Linked DNA regions of Homo sapiens: regions 2 and 3 are each linked to region 1. A link is a contact called in ENCODE Hi-C or POLR2A ChIA-PET data. All regions are on one chromosome and are shown on one strand. Each heading gives the region's core, a stretch centred on a gene start or an enhancer-like site at or near the end of the contact. The rest is flanking DNA. Distances are from core to core; before and after follow the strand shown. Region 1 holds the start of MBTPS1 (membrane bound transcription factor peptidase, site 1). Region 2 overlaps USP10 (ubiquitin specific peptidase 10). Region 3 holds the start of KLHL36 (kelch like family member 36).

Region 1 (5,136 bases), core at 1,065-3,564:
CAGGGAGGCTTTCCCAGGGTTGGCTAGTGCCTGTGCCATCAGCTATTACTCTTTAAAATAACATTTCATTTGAATAAAGATTTACCTTCCCATGGAATTACAGATGCTTTATTCTGTATGTGAAGCACAAGTTTAGGAAGTTATTTTAGAACCAGAGTGGTGGGAATCCACCAGTGGTAGACCAGGATCCTGTAGCTCAGGCTGTCTTGGTAGCTCTCCAAGTAACTTCTCTCCCACACACCAGTCCCCTCAGTGTATAGGCATTCTCTGAAACTGGTGGTGGTGGCATTCTCTCCCCTTCTTTGGGGCCTCGCTGTCACATGATGGATGCCTGCAATCACTGTTCTACCCCAGTTTCCAGCTGTAGGGCCATGTATTCAATGGCATAGTGACTAAAGGGCTGTTCAGAGAACCCTGACCAAGATTAATTTACCTAAAGTTGGAACAGAAGGACATAGTCAAGTTTAAAATCAAATGCTTTGTGTGGTGGCAGAAGGGAGTGCCTTTGACGGTTTGCAAATGCAGAGAGGCAAGGATTCTCCAAAAGTTCAGAAAATCGTATGAGATCTGAGTCAGGAAAGGATTCAAGAATCCACCACCACATATTGAATCATATAGGAGCCGAGCACTTTATGAGTATGCTTTTTGTTTGTTTTTGAGACAAGGTCTTGCTGTGTTGCCCAGGCTGGAGTGCAGTGGCACAATCATGGCTCACTGCAGCCTCGACCTCCTGGGCTCAGGCAGTCCTCCCACCTCAGCCTCCCTAGTAGCTGGGACTGCAGGTGCACACCACCACACCTGGTAAAAACAAAACCAAACACAACTATAGAGACATGTCTCTGTTGCCCAGACTAGTCTCAAACTCCTGGGCTCAAGTGATCCTCCCGCCACAGACTCCCAAAGTGTTGAGATTACAGGCATAAGCCACTGCGCTAGGGCTTATGTGTGTACTTAATTTAACCCTCATCCTTTAAGGTAGATATTAGTACCCCTATTTTTTAAAAAAATTATTTATTTATTTTTAAGGCAGAGTCTCGCTCTGTCGCCCAAGCTGGAGTGCAGTGGTACGATCTCAGCTCACTGCAACCTCCGCCTCCCAGGTTCAAGCGATTCTCTGCCTCAGCCTCCTGAGTTGCTGGGATTACAGTCATGCGCTACCACACTCAGCTAAGTTTTTATATTTTTGGTAGAGCCGGCGTTTCACCCATGTTGACCAGGCTGGTCTGAAACTTCTGACCTCAAGTGATCCGGCTGCCTCGGCCTCCCCAAGTGCTGGGATTACAGGCGCGAGCCACCCCGCCTGGCTAGTACCCCTATTTTTGTAATGAAGAAGCTGAGGTACAAAGAGGTTAAACAACCTGCTCAAAATTACGAAGTAGAAGCCTGAGGTGGGGTATGGTAATTTGTGATTCTACATTTATCCACCATATTAAGTCAACTGTGTTAAATCATGTTGAAGGAAGATGATGCGCTGTGATCTGTAATATTGGTGCAGTTCAGCATTACCGTGGTGCAGTGTCAAGTTCCAAAAGACACAAAACTGTCTGATCGGCCTGTAGCGCATCACCGCCCACCAGCAGTACCTGAAGACGCTTTCAGTCCCCTGCTAGTGCCGTACGGAGTCCGGGCTGGTCCATTTACATTGAAAACAAACTGATCCTAGCATCTAAGTCACCCAGACATCTTTTAGGCGGCAAGCTTTTCAGACAGTTTAACACATTTATTCTTGTTTTTTCAAAAAGAGCAAACACGTGGCGTTACAAAGGTCCTCCGTTTCGCACGCACCGGTGTCCCGGCAGCGCGCTGCGCGTCGGGAGGCCCAGTCTGTCGTCCCGTGGGGCCGGGGGTCAGGAGGTCGGGCAGGCGGGATTTGGGGTTTCGCGTGTTCCGGACCGGACACTTCGCCATCTTAACGAGCTACCGCCCGGGTTAAGGGGCACCCAGGGCAGGTGCCCGGCCGGGGGTGGGGTGTCCGAGCCGCCGGTGCCTGGACGTGGACCCCTGCAGGAAGGGTCCGCGCGGGAAGCGAGCTCTCCACGAGTCCATGACAGCAGGCCCGCGGGGGCAGGGAGCCTGCGCCAGGCAGTCTTTCTAGATCCTGGCCCAGCCTGGCCGCTTTCGCGCCCGTGCTCCTTTTCGGGGATCCTAGAGCGACGCGCAGAGCGGACCAAGGGTTCCCCCAGCGCGTTCTCGCCGCCTGGCAGCTCGCTGGCCACGCCCCTCCGCTTCCACCCTGCCACCGGCCCCCGCCGCCGCAAATGTCGCGAGACCTTCGTCCATCCTCCCGGCGTGGTCCCGCTGCCCACGGCGTCCAGAGCGCGCACGCAAGCCCCGGGAGCGCGGGACAGACAGGGCACGCTGGGTCGGCGGAGCTGAGGCTCCCAGCTGTGGGCCTCGCTGGCCCGGTCGCCCAGTCTCGCGAGAGTTGGGAGTAAACAGCCCCGAATGGAGTGCCCAGGCGTGTTCGCCGCGGAGGCGCCGTTATCCCGGGCCCGCCGGCCCTGAGCTCCCGGCGGCGCAGGTACGTCAGCCGCCCGCGCGCGGCCTCCCCGACCCGCTCCGCCTAGCGGCGGCGGCCCGCTCGCTCAGGTGTGCCGGTTGCGTCCGAGGCCCCGAGGCGAGGGCTGCGGGGGCCGGGCCGGGTCGGGGGAGGTGGGCGCGGGGCCTCCGGCGCTTGTTTGGACACAGCGTGCCTGTACCGCGGCCCTGCGGGGGTCTGCGCGCTCCGGCAGCTTGTTCCGTTGCCTGGTTTTCTTTACGTGAAATGAGCATTCACCGAGTGAAACAATACGCCCTGCTCTGGCCCGGAGCCTCCAGACAGACTCAATTCTAGGTGCGCTTCCGGGGCAGTGCTGGCGTCAGGTTTAAAAGACGTCGATTCTTTGCCTTATCTCGGTCTGTGCATATTGCGCTGCTGGTTTTTGGAAATGCGGGGATTCTGTTCGGCGAACTCTCAGAACCAGATTGCCTTTTAAACCTGTAGCTTCTTAAAAATCTTGCCTCGCCTTGGCATGGTTGCGCTACCTAAGACCGTTGTGGATCGTCAGTATTTTTATTAAGATGTTTACCTTTCATATTGGGTTGAGCCCCTGAGAATCTTGGCCTATTTGTCTACACAAATTAAGTTATTAGATTCTGATTGACACTTCGAAATTACGTGGAGTGGAATACGACCTGCGTTGAATTCTGGAGACTCATCCTTTAGTCTGAACTGTGTAGGTAAGCCCTCCTAACGTCAAGGTCTCCAATTGTATGTCTACGAAAAGGAGGGCTTGCAGAAGAGAAGTAATTCCTCTCATTTTTTTTTTTTTCAATCTGGAGAATCCGCTTTTATTATTTATACTTATTTTTTAATGTAAGAGCTTCATTGAAGTAGAATTTACATACCATAAAATCCACCTGTTTTAAGTGTACTATTCAGTGGTTTTTAGTAAATTTACAGCAGCACAGCCACTACCAAATCCACTTTTAGAACATTTCCGTTACCCCAAGACCTCTGATGCCCAGTTGTAGTCAATGCCCATTTCCAGGCCCCGCCACAGGCAACCTTTCATCTACTTTGTCTTTCTAGATTTGCCTTTAATGACTATTTCGTATATTCAGATGGAAACATATGATATGCGGCCTTTTGTGTCAGGCTTCTTTCACTTAGCATGTTTTCACAGTTCATCCATGTTGTAGCATGAATCAGGATTTCATTCCTTTTATGACCAAATAATATTCAGTTGTATGGCTATACCACATTTTGTTTAAGCATTTATGCAGAACACTTTTGACAAATAAAAGTTTATTTTATGCTCTAATGTGTGATGCGGATGACAGCAAAACTGTTGATTGAGAATGGGAGCTGGGACCTGACCCAGACACGTGTCAAACGACTGCACTCCCCAGGCACCCCGTATAATCAAGAGTTGGTCCTTTCTATATAAAAAGGGAAAATTCCAATGCAGAGCTTGCGGAACCTTTGAAGCACCTAGGGAAGAAGTGGGAGCTCTTCTAGTCAGGAGGTTAACAAGAACTAGGAAGGCTGGGCCGGGCGCGGTGGCTCACGCCTGTAATCCCACAATTTGGGAGGCCGAGGCGGGCGGATCACAAGGTCAGGTGTTCAAGACCAGCCTGGCCAACGTGGTGAAATCCCGTCTCTACTGAAAATACAAAAATTAGCTGGGCGCAATGGCAGGCGCCTGTAATCCCAGCTACTCGGGAGGCTGAGGCAGGAGAATCCCTTGAACCCAGGCGGCAGAGGTTGTAGTGAGCCAAGATCACGCCGCTGCATTCCAGCCTGGGCGACAGAGTGAGACTATGTCTCAAAAAACAAAAAACAAAAAAAAACTTGGAAGACTGAAGGCTAAGGTGAACTGTACATTGCTGCCATCAGTGCTGCGGAATTCTGCTTGAGGAAACGCTTTATTTATTTTTATTTTTTTGAGACAGAGTCTCGCTCTGTCGCCCAGGCTGGAGTGCAGTGGTGGATCTCGGCTCACTGCAACTTCTGCCTCCCGGGTTCAAGCGATTCTCCTGCCTCAGCCTCCCGAGTAGCCGGGACTGCAGGTGCCCGCCACCACACCCGGCTAATTTTTGTATTTTTAGTAGAGACGGGTTTTTACCATGTTGGTCAGGCTGGTTTCAGACTCCTTGACCTCATGATCCGCCCGCGTCGGCCTCCCAAAGTGCTGGGATTACAGGCGTGAGCTACCGCGCCCAGCTGAGGAAAGGCATTTTAAAGTAAAATAAGGAAGTTAGAAGTTTGGAGGTGCCCTATGTGTGGCCAGCTAATACTGCATGACTAAGGGGTAAGAATAAAAGGAGACAAGAGTGATGTGTGTGAAACAGTAGGCAGTGAAGACACCACAGACCAAGGTTTCTCACTCTTGACTGTAGTGATACATTGGGATGAATTTTTTTTCTTTTTAATACAAGACCACCTGATGGATGGAGTGTGCCAGAATAAATGGTTGCATCGGATGTAAGAATACACCCGAATACACCTTTGTCGACCGGGCGTGATGGCTCACGCCTGTAATCCCAGCACTTTGGGAGGCCGAGGCGGGCAGATCACGAGGTCAGGAGATTGAGACCATCCTGGCTAACACAGTGAAACCCCGTCTCTAAAATACAAAAAAATTAGCCGGGCGT
Region 2 (5,136 bases), core at 1,830-4,329, 610 kb before region 1:
GCTCAAAAAACAACTCCATCAAAATACACGTGAATCACATTTTAATCCTTAAATGCATGAGCTTTTAAAAGTGAGCAGTTACACTTCAGCAATATTTAAAACCGGTCCTTTCGATTTTATAACTGAAATAAAGGAACGGGCTAAGAAGTCAGTGCCAAGGGTTTAAGAGCATCTCTGCAAGGCGCTCAGCCTCCCGGGGAACTTGATTAGAATTTCCATCTCCCATACAATGAGTATTCCCCATATGCTCATGGCAGATAAACTACATGTATCTTTTTCCTATGTGTCAATACAAATATAACTTATACTCAAGCAGGAATTCTGATACAACCCAATAACCACATATAAAGGAATCCTCTATTTGGGGAGTTAACTATCAAATGTCAGTAAAAGACAAGTCATCGATATCACAAGCTAGGGGAATCCTAAGAATAAAACGGAATTTCTTAGAATTGCAATGCACATTTTGAAAAACGATAAATATTTCTTTCTTGGCAAAGTAAGCTGGCATGGTAACCATTCAAACATGGATTATGAATGATGTGATAAAATAATCCATACAAATGTGAAGGTTAAGACATCATTTTTGTATTTAACAAAATCATATGCATCATTCAAAGCACTACAATGAAGAAGCATTTATTATCAACACTATTCCAAAAGACAAAGTGTTGCTTGGCCAGACACGGTGGCTCACGCTTGTAATCTCGTCACTTCCAGAAGCCGAGGCGAGCAGATCACTTGACTTCAGGAGTTCAAGACCAGCCCAGCCAAAATGGTGAAATCCACCTCCACTAAAAATACAAAAATTAGCCAGGCATGGTGGTGGGTGCCTGTAATCCCAGCTACTTGGGAGGCTGATGCAGAAGAATTACGTGAACCTGGAAGGCGGAGGCTGCAGTGAGCCAAGATGGTGCCACTACACTCCAGCCTGAATGACAGAGGAAGACTCCGTCTCAAAAAAAAGAAAAAAGAAGAGGTGCTGCTTATAAAACAGAATATGACAACTTTATTGGGAGGAAAAAAGGTAATTTTTGCATATGCTGATAAAACTACAAAAAGGGAAAATGGCCAAATACTTATTCAGTAGCAAATACCAGTGAGTGGACGGACATAAATTATAATTTTGATAAAACTACAAAAGGAGGCCGGACACGGTGGCTCACGCCTGTAATCCCAGCACTTTGGGAGGCCGAGGCAGGCGGATCACGAGGTCAGGAGATTGAGACCATCCTGGCTAAACCCCGTCTCTATTAAAAATACAAAAATTAGCCGGGCGTGGTGGCACATGCTTGTAGTCCCAGCTACCCGGGAGGCTGAGGCAGGGGAATCGCTTGAACCGGGGAGGCAGAGGTTGCAGTGAGCCGAGATCGCACCACTGAACTCCAGCCTGGGCAACAGCGAGAAAAAAAAAAAGTAAAAAAGGCCAAATATTTATTCAATATATTTCAATTATTTATTCAATTTATTCAATATATTTATAGCAAATACCAGTGAGTGACAATTATTTAACTAAAATGATATCTGACTAAATGTTGAAGCAAGGCATGTTTGTGACACCAAAAAGTTTATCACAGAAATTCAGGACAGCCAACTGCTATTAAAATGTTCTGGTTTCACCATCTCCTTCTCCAAAAGCCTTCCTAACTTCCAATCAAATGTTATTTTAGGTGTTTGGTAAAATGAGGAATGTTATCAAAAGAGGGGAGGAGAAACTGCTGTTCAAAAAAGTCAATATCCTGAAAGGCTGTGGGAAACTTCCAGACTACAAAAAGCTAGAGACATGATAACTAAATACATTTCCTGACCCTAGACTGGATCCTGTGCTGGAAGGGAAAATTCTAGAAAGGACATTATATGGTCAACTCCCAAAATTAGAATATGGACAGGTTAGAAAAAAGTACTGCATCAATGTAAATTTGTGAAAGTGGTAACGTATTACTGTGGTTATTTAAGAGAATATGCCTATTCTTAGGAAATACACATTCAAGAATTTAGGATTAAGTGGCTACAGTGTATGTAATCTTCCCTGAAATCTCAAAGGGTTTGGAAAAATATTGTATGTCTGTATATTTGCATTTGTTAGCCCATGTCTGTGTGTCTGTATGTGTATCCGTATGAGTGTGTATTTGCAGACAGAGAATTCCAGCACACACAAATGATTAAGCAAATGGATTTAATCTTAACAACAGGTGGATCTGGGTAAAGGACCATCTGGGGATTCTTTGTACTATTTTTCTTTCCGCAACTTTTCAAGTTTCAAACTATTTGCAAATAAAGAGTTTTTGTTTGTTTGTTTGTTTGTTTGTTTGTTTTTTTAAAGCTAACACTGAAAATTGTGAGGTTATGAGGAAAACCTTTACCCTCTCCTTATGTTTGACTGTTTAGTGTTTTCTCTCCTCTGGAAGATTAACTTATTTCAAAGGCTGTCACATGAGGGGGGAAAATTGTAGGTGTTTGGGTAAAATAAAGATGAAAATAACGCTGTGTCTGACTTCACAGGATTTACAACCTAGTGAAGAGGGAAATGCCACTGATGACATGAATTAGTTTTGCCCATAACAGAGCAAGATAAAATACAGAACAATTCAGTTCACACGGGAGACTAAAAAGCACGAGTAAGTTCATCGTTTCTTGTAATTTCAAAGAAAGTGCAGAGCTTAGGACATATTGGTGGCTGTCATTAAAATAAAAGCAGGTACCTGGAGGCCCTGTCAGCCATGCCACACCACAGAAACTGTGACACTGCTGCGGCTAACTCTGCCCTTCCCACAGCTACACCAAATACCATCAGGAAAGACTGGGAAGCCCCCTAAGGTTTCAGCAACTCTGCCAGAGTCAGAACACTGGGGTCAAAAGGAGGTATCAGAAAGCAGTAACAAACGCTCCTTTCCCGCGTCCTGTGGTTGCATAGGAAATGCCCAGGGGCGGGACGGCACAGAAATGCCTGCGATTCGGGGGAGCAAAGTACAAGGGCTTCAGGCATTTCTTCCCCTTTTTAGGGGAAGTAAGACTGTGAACTAGAGAAGCTATTTATTCCCCTCCACCACTTCCCCTCATATCCCATCCGGCCTCCATCCCGGGCTTTCAAAACTCTCACTGTTCACATCTTTACTTTCTGATCCTTTCTCAAGAGGATGTGGAAAAAAATATACAAGAAACACTTCGAGAAAAGGGGGGCAAGCCCACACCACAGCAGGGATGGGAACAAAAGACACCTTCCTCCCTGAAGCATAGCCTGTTGGCTAAGCTGGCTCAGTTTACCTTCTGGAGGTGTGTGGAGGCCACTACGGCCCTCAGGGGGCCTGAGTTGAGAAACCCTGGGCAAAGGTTTAGACGAAGTGGGAAAACCAGTGTTCCTGCTAAAGGAAAAACAAAGACCTTGCCCTCAGCAATAAAGACACATTCCTCCATCTCAGCCCAAGGAAGGCGAGAAGGAGAAAAGATGTCTAATGTTCACTTGCACAACCTGCTGGCTACAGCTCTCCCGCCGGAACTGCGGGAAACGCCACTTTCGGCTTCAGGAGACGCTGGGGACTATCAGTACAGCACGGCACTAGGGGGCGCTGCAGCACAGCATTCTGAAAGTTTCATCTCTCTGGAAATTTGAATAAATATGCAGGTTGTTCCAAATTAACATTCTCTGCCTTCAAAAGGACTGATAGAAATAGGAGATCAGCCCTGAAGTAAGAATGTAAATACTTTGCTGCTGCATTTGTACCTGCAGTTTCCGAGGCAGGTGGACAACTATGACCAATCTCTAAGAACAATCTCCCATTCACAGATGCACAGCTAAGCCTCACAGTGGCAAATGGTATAACCAGGTCACAGTCAAATACACAAGAAGCTGAGAAGTATAAAGTATTCTCCCTCTTCTCCTGATCCAAATAAGCTCAATTTGGGGAAACATGAAAAGAGCAATAGACTGTTTGGCATGATTAAAGCCTTAATCTCATCTACAAAATGAAGGTATGTTGGACCAGACAACTTCTAAAATTCTTCCCATCTCCAAAAGGATCTCTTGGATCTAAAAAGGATTAAGAAACACGGGTTTGAAAATGTCGTCAGACAGGCCGGGCACGGTGGCTCACACCTGTAATCCCAGCACTCTGGGGGGCCGAGGCGGGTGGATCACCTGAGGTCAGGAGTCAGAGAACAGACTGCCAACATGGTGAAACCCTGTCTCTACTAAAAACACAAAAAAAAATTAGCCGGGCATGGTGGCAGGCGCCTCTAATCTCAGCTACTCAGGAGGCTGAGGCAGGAGAATTGCTTGAACCCAGCAGGCAGAGGTTGCAGTGAGCGGAAATCGTGCCATTTGCACTCCAGCCCGGGTAACAAGAGCAAAACTCCGTCTCAAAAAAGAAAAAAGAAAAGAAAGAGAAAAAGAAAAAGAAAATGTCATCAGACTAATGCATGCTACAACAGGATGACTTTGAAAACATTATACTAAGTTAAAGCCACACACAAAGAGCCATAAATTGTTTCTTCCATTCATATGAAATGCCAAGAATAGGCAAATTACCAGACACAGAAAGATCATGGTTGCCAAGGGCTGGGAGGAGAGGAGAATGGGGGAGCGGGAGGCGGTGACTGCTAATGAACATGAGCTTTCTTTTGGGGATGATGAAATGTTCTAAAATGGACTACGGTGTTAGCTGCAAAACTTTGTGAATACACTAAAAACCACTGAAATGCATATTTATTCAAATACACAAACTCCACAGCATGTGAATTATATCTCAATAAAGTTTTAAAAAAGGTCAGTACTTATATCAAAATAAAAATTTTAATTTCTTTACTAGGCTTTATGAATCAAAGCCCAGTAAGTTATGGGTGCTAGCTGATATCTACTGAACAATCATTGTGTGCTTTCAACTTCAGAAGGTGGTGTGGGTGGTTCTGAGGACATCTGGAGATGACACTATCATCAACTAGTGAATGCACACCAGGAAGTTCGCCAATTTAACAATATGCACTGAGCATCAACAATCCACACTCAACTATGCGAGACTACGAGAGTAAAACTTTGAACACAACACACACAGGGGTCAGGGCATGGTGACATTTACAGTTTTATTACAGTGCAAGCCAACTGCAAGCTGAACTAAGTGTTACAAATGGCAGAAGCAGACA
Region 3 (5,136 bases), core at 1,711-4,210, 530 kb before region 1:
CTGGTGGGAACAGGCTACATATTTCTAATTAGAACTCCCCCAGTAGCCTGGCTCTGGGGAACTTGCCCTCACTTGCTCTTAGGTCGCAGGGAATCATGACCAGGGAAGACGACTCCAGGCCCTTGGGGTCCGGGTACACGGTGTGTTGCCCTCACCCTAAGGTAGAAGGCTGGGTTCTCAATGGACCTGTCCTTGGAGTTTTTGAGCCCCCAAGCAGGCATGGGAATCCCAGTTTTCTTCCTGTCCCATCCACCTCCTTGGGTTAACGAATGAGTCAAGTTGTCACAAAAAGAAAGCTCCGGAATGTCACATGGAAAAATGAAGACATCTGGCCATAGCGTCTCTACCATCCCTCATACTTCCCACTGTCTGATTTTATGACAATTTCTGCTCCTTGCCCGTTTCCACCTTTACTTGTCATTAAGGAGACTGACAACACCAATGACAAAAAAATCAGTCTGTGATTAGAAATGAGTGAATCAGAAAAAGGATCACACTTCTTAGGCAATTTGCATAGGTGGTGAGTGAACATTCACAGACCTTTGATGATTCGCTGATCTTGTATGGCCGAGACACTCGCGTCTGCCTGCTTCCCTCCATCATTAAAGAGATTTCAGCCCTAGGAGAAGAACAGGATTTCTGAGCATGCAGTCATAACTCTAGGTCATTCATTAATTTCAGGCCCTGCTAGCAGATACCAAGGATGACAGTGAAAACAGTCACACGGAAGAAGGAGGGAGGGAGGACCGTGCACTACAAAGAACTCTTTTACACCGAGTTGAGAAATCATCGGGTTGTTAGAATTGGACAGAACATTTAACTCCCATTCCTTTATCATCTAAAATCTGATATCATGTCATTTGGTTCACTTCCTACAAATAATTACCTTTTGGCTACATCAAGGTTATAATGATAAGTTATCATTTCGGAGCCCAGACTACAGCCCTCGAACCAAGCTAAGTGACTTAAGTGTGCCATCTCATTTAACCCCCACAAAGATTATACTTGGCCAGGCTGATATCACTTATTTCATTTCACAGATGAGGATATTGATCTCATGGTCACAAAGCTAGTAAACGGCCGAGAATCACGCCTCGGTCTGTCCAGCTTCAAAACCTGGATCCATCACCATGACACGCTGCTGAATGAGGCCCGGGTTCGAGAGTATCACACTTTAAAAATATCATGATGCAGATGAGGATGTGGTACAGTGATGACTACCATGTACACAGTACATTCTAGACACACACTGTCCCCAAGTGCTTCTCTGCATCTTCACTTAGTCCCCACTGCAACCCCATGAGGCCAGCACTGTGACTGGAGGATGCTGAGAGCAGTGAGGTGAAATAAGCTGCCCGGCGTCACACAGCTGGGAACTGGCAGAATTGGGATTCCAGCTCAGGGAAGCGCCCATGCTCTTAACTCTTAGGCTACACTGCCTGGCTCTTGGGTGGGGGATCACTGCAGACAGAGTTAAGCTTTGGTGTGTGGGGGGCGGGGGAGGCAGGGGGAGGGGCAGGTGCTTCAAAGATGGAAGGGAACACAGAGAAGGGACTTTGCCAACTAATATTAGCACAAGTCACATACTGAGACGAAGGTTTTAAAGAGGATTTTTTTCCCCCGCTATTTGAGTTCATGAGAAGAGTTTGTTACCTATTGAACAAATAGTCTTCACTAATAAAGAACAATGTGACAAGAAGTCAGCACTGTTCTTAGATAACTGGGGACACAGGGAGGGCACTCCAGTGTTCCCATGGAAGGAATGAATTCGGGCACAGTCCGTCCCGTGCAACTCCCCTAGGGAGAGAAGGGGCAACTGGATTCCTCTCGACAAACTAGAAACTTTGTGACAATGACAAGCTGTTCCCACCCCGGCCCTCCCCTAGGATGCTGGAGAGCCCAGAGAGGGAAGAGAAGAAACCCAGCGTTGGTGCGGTGCCCACCGCGGACTCGACTTCATTCCACCTTCACGCTGAGAGGTGACACCGTCGTTCCCACAGTGAGACCTGGCGCTCGGGTGCCCCAGGGGGGGTTGCCCAAGGTCACAGAACAGCAAGCAGCAGGTGCCCTCTCTCTCCACCGCCCCAGGCAGCCTGCCCAGAATCAACCAGGCCTTCTAACGCTCAACGCTTTATTTTCTAGGCCAAGATACCTAGAGAGAGTTCGCGGGGCCGGAGGCTCCCTGCTGTCTCCTGCAAGTGCGTGGGGGTGGGGTCTGATTTCCACCCGTGTTGGACGTCAGCGGCCTCCGACGCTTTTTGGAAGCAGGTGAAGGGTCAAGGCCACCCCCAAGCACAGTGACAATCCCAGGTCACTGGAAAAGGTCTTCCAGTAAACATGGGACCGCAGGCCCCGTCCGGCCGGGGGTTTCCCAGAGCGCCTCCTCCCCAAGCTCCCTCCCGACCTCAGCGTTGGAGAAAGCGACGCTGCTGACACCGGCTCGCCGGCGGGGTCTCCGGGGACGCCGCTGTCGTTCGCTCGGACCCCGCAGCCCAGGCGGAACTCAGCGCAACGGCCGCCCAGCAGGCTCCAGCCGGCGGCGAGGAGGCGGAGTCGGGACGGCCCGGGGCGGGGGCCACTCACCTGCCACGCGCGGGGCGGTCCGCACAGGCCGCACCTGTGTCACCTGCGGGGGCGGCGGCCCCTCCCCCGGCCGCGGCGCCCCCACTCGCCCACCCGCCCGCCCCGGCACCAAGGGGCGCAGGGGGGTCGCGGCTCGCGGTGGCCGGGGACCCTCCCGATCTCCGCCAGCTCCCCGCCCCGGCCGGGCGCGGCTTCCTGGCGGTCCCGGGCTGGAGGGTGGGCGCGCGCGGAGGCCCACCTGGCAGGACGCGCTACGGACGCGGCGGGGACAGCCCCGGCGGCGGGGCCGGGCGGTCGGGGCGGCGGGGCCCGGGTTCAGGAGACCCCCGGCCAGCCCGCTGCGCAGCCATGGCTCCGCCAGGAAGTGCGAGGCCGAGGGCGGAGGCGGCGCGCGCGGCCAATGGCGGCGGCCGCGGGGAGGCGGGGCCGGGCGGCGCGGGGCGGGGCCTGCGGCTGAGGGCGGGACGCGGGGGCCGTGGGGTGAGCTCGCAGGGTGGACGCCCCCCTCGTCCGCGCCCCGGGGATCCCCGGTGTCCACCCCACCACGACGCCCGACTCCGTCCCTTCAAAGGCAGGCCCCAGCCCCGCCGCGCGAAATGCTCCCTGGTGCCACCCACCGTCACGGACGCAGGGCCACGGCGGGGACCAGACACGCAGGGTCCCGGGCCTCGAGGCACCGACGCGTGCGCTGGGAGCTCTTTGCTGGCCCAGAGTCGCCGGGACGGGCACCGCGCCTCTCGCCTCCTTCCGGGCTGAGCGGGAGCGTCCCTGCGGCCACCCTGCGGCGAGGCCTTTGCTGACCGCTCTGCTCGAAGTCACAGCCCCTCTCTCTGCACCCAACTTCCAACCCCATGCTTCACTTGAGCTCTTATCAGCGTCTAATATTCCAAATAATGTACTAGTTTATTCGGTTTATTGTCTCTCCTCCCTACCAGAAGCCCTCCAGGGCAGGGTTTACTGTTAGTTCTATTCCTGACTGGGTCGTCGCCAAGACTGGCACACAGTAGGTGCTCAGTAAATGTGTATGGAATGAATGAATGTAACCTTCATCGATCCATCTATCAATTGTCACACTTCGCTCATGCTACAGCGGGATGAACCTTGGAGATGTAATACTTAGTGAAAGAAGCCAGACACAAAAGACCACACACTGTATGATTCCGTGTATGTGAAATGTCCGGAACAAGCCAATCCATAGAGACAGAAAGTAGATGAGTGGTTGCCAGGGGCGGGGAGTTGCTGGAGTGGGAAATGGCTGCTGAAGGATCAGCGATTTCTTTTGTGTAGTGCTCACTACAGCCTCCACCTCCCAGGCTCAAGTGATCCTCCTGCCTCAGTCTTTCATGCAGCTGAGACCACAGGTGCCGGCTGCCACACCTGGCTATTTTTTTTTCTTTGATTTTTATAGAGACAGGGTTTCAGTTTGTTGTCCAAGCTGGTCTTGAACCCCTGGGCTCAAGCGATCCTCGTGCCTCGGTATCCCAAAGTGCTGGGATGACATGTGTGAGCCAGCACACCCAGCCCACTTACAGGATCTTTATTTTTTAATTATTTATTTATTTATTTTATTTATTTATTTATTTATTTTTTTTCTTTTTTTTTTTGAGACGGAGTCTCGCTCTGTCGCCCAGGCTGGAGTGCAGTGGCGGGATCTCGGCTCACTGCAAGCTCCGCCTCCCGGGTTCACGCCATTCTCCTGCCTCAGCCTCCCAAGTAGCTGGGACTACAGGCGTCCACCACCTCGCCCGGCTAATTTTTTGTATTTTTAGTAGAGACGGGGTTTCACCGTGTTAGCCGGGATGGTTATTTATTTTTTTGAGACAGAGTCTTTCTGTCACCCCGGCTAGAGTGCAACGGCTCAATCTCAACTCACTGAAATCTCCACTTCCTGGATTCAAGCGATTCTCCTGCCTCAGCCTCCTGAGTAGCTGGGATTACAGGCGCCCACCACCACGCCTGGCTAATTTTTGTATTTTTAGTAGAGATGGGGTTCACCATATTGGCCAGGATGGTCTCAAACTGCTGACCTCGGGTGATCTGCCTGCCTCAGGCTCCCAAAGTGCTGGGATTACAGGTGTGAGCCAAGGATCTTTAAATGATGTTCTCACTGACTGGATTGCTGTCCCCCATCTCTCTCTCTCTCTCTCCCCTTTTCTTTGGGGACTGTACACATTCACCCTGCCAAGCCTTACTTGCCTGTCTTTGACCCTTCCTGGACCTGTCCCTACCCCAGACAAAGCTAATCCTCCTGTTATTCTGTCTCCATACCGACATGTGGATGGATCTCTGTTCTGACATGAATTCATGCACTGCCTCTCATTCATCCAACAGACTTTTCAGGAACACCTGCTGTGTGGCCGGCACTGTAGTAGGTGCCAGGGATACAAAGAAGAAACTTTCAGGGCTCTTAGGAAGACAGGAAAACAAGTCAATCAGCAATGGTCCTAGCGTGGTGAGTACTGTGTTGGGGCAATACACGGAGCACCAAGAGTTGGACATATTCTTTTTTACAGCTAGAGTTAAAGATTCTCTTGATAAATAGATATAGGTAGA

Evidence for each region. Hi-C counts contacts between places; a loop is a spot of excess contacts on that map. ChIA-PET counts read pairs that join two places held with the same protein, here RNA polymerase II (POLR2A). Pooled maps may share reads with other maps.
Region 2: a loop to region 1 is called in a map of sciatic nerve, with 11 times the contacts of the local background. The contact joins the enhancer-like site here to the promoter of MBTPS1 in region 1. A Hi-C loop is called at or near these places in 1 of 168 maps with a recorded cell type or tissue (sciatic nerve), 2 of 37 single-sample maps with no recorded cell type and 4 of 50 pooled maps. POLR2A ChIA-PET finds 5 or more read pairs at or near these places in 2 of 52 experiments (OCI-LY7 and activated CD4-positive, alpha-beta T cell).
Region 3: a loop to region 1 is called in a map of naive thymus-derived CD4-positive, alpha-beta T cell, with 7 times the contacts of the local background. The contact joins the promoter of KLHL36 here to the promoter of MBTPS1 in region 1. A Hi-C loop is called at or near these places in 1 of 168 maps with a recorded cell type or tissue (naive thymus-derived CD4-positive, alpha-beta T cell), 1 of 37 single-sample maps with no recorded cell type and 6 of 50 pooled maps. POLR2A ChIA-PET finds 5 or more read pairs at or near these places in 4 of 52 experiments (H1, HEK293T, MCF 10A and 1 more).

What each region holds. Positions count from the first base shown.
Region 1 is chr16:84,114,120-84,119,255 of GRCh38, reverse strand. MBTPS1 (membrane bound transcription factor peptidase, site 1) reads left to right here and starts at 2,314. Exons shown (of 23, transcript NM_003791.4): 1 at 2,314-2,521. MBTPS1-DT (MBTPS1 divergent transcript) reads right to left here and starts at 2,213. Exons shown (of 1, transcript NR_186375.1): 1 at 93-2,213. It also overlaps the pseudogene LOC648774. RefSeq lists an enhancer at 1,584-1,743 and silencers at 1,894-1,993, 2,394-2,823.
Region 2 is chr16:84,724,639-84,729,774 of GRCh38, reverse strand. All of the region lies in intron 1 of USP10 (ubiquitin specific peptidase 10), which reads right to left. It overlaps LOC124903737 (a long non-coding RNA gene), which reads left to right. Exons shown (of 3, transcript XR_007065154.1): 3 at 721-2,294. Among named protein-coding and RNA genes, the nearest start is that of USP10, 27 kb to the right of the region's middle. RefSeq lists enhancers at 2,518-3,018, 3,244-3,293, 3,418-3,712. Within about 2 kb of position 3,079, at least 20 of the 41 ENCODE cell types and tissues checked have a DNase peak (open chromatin) inside an H3K27ac peak, as active enhancers do; they include OCI-LY7, where a contact is called at or near this core.
Region 3 is chr16:84,646,335-84,651,470 of GRCh38, reverse strand. It overlaps KLHL36 (kelch like family member 36), which reads right to left and starts at 2,960. Exons shown (of 5, transcript NM_024731.4): 1 at 2,822-2,960; 2 at 541-619. The coding sequence starts at 603. LOC105371376 (a long non-coding RNA gene) reads left to right here and starts at 1,892. Exons shown (of 4, transcript XR_933817.2): 1 at 1,892-1,979; 2 at 2,143-2,268; 3 at 4,915-5,035. RefSeq lists silencers at 2,387-2,666, 2,877-3,066, 3,127-3,296.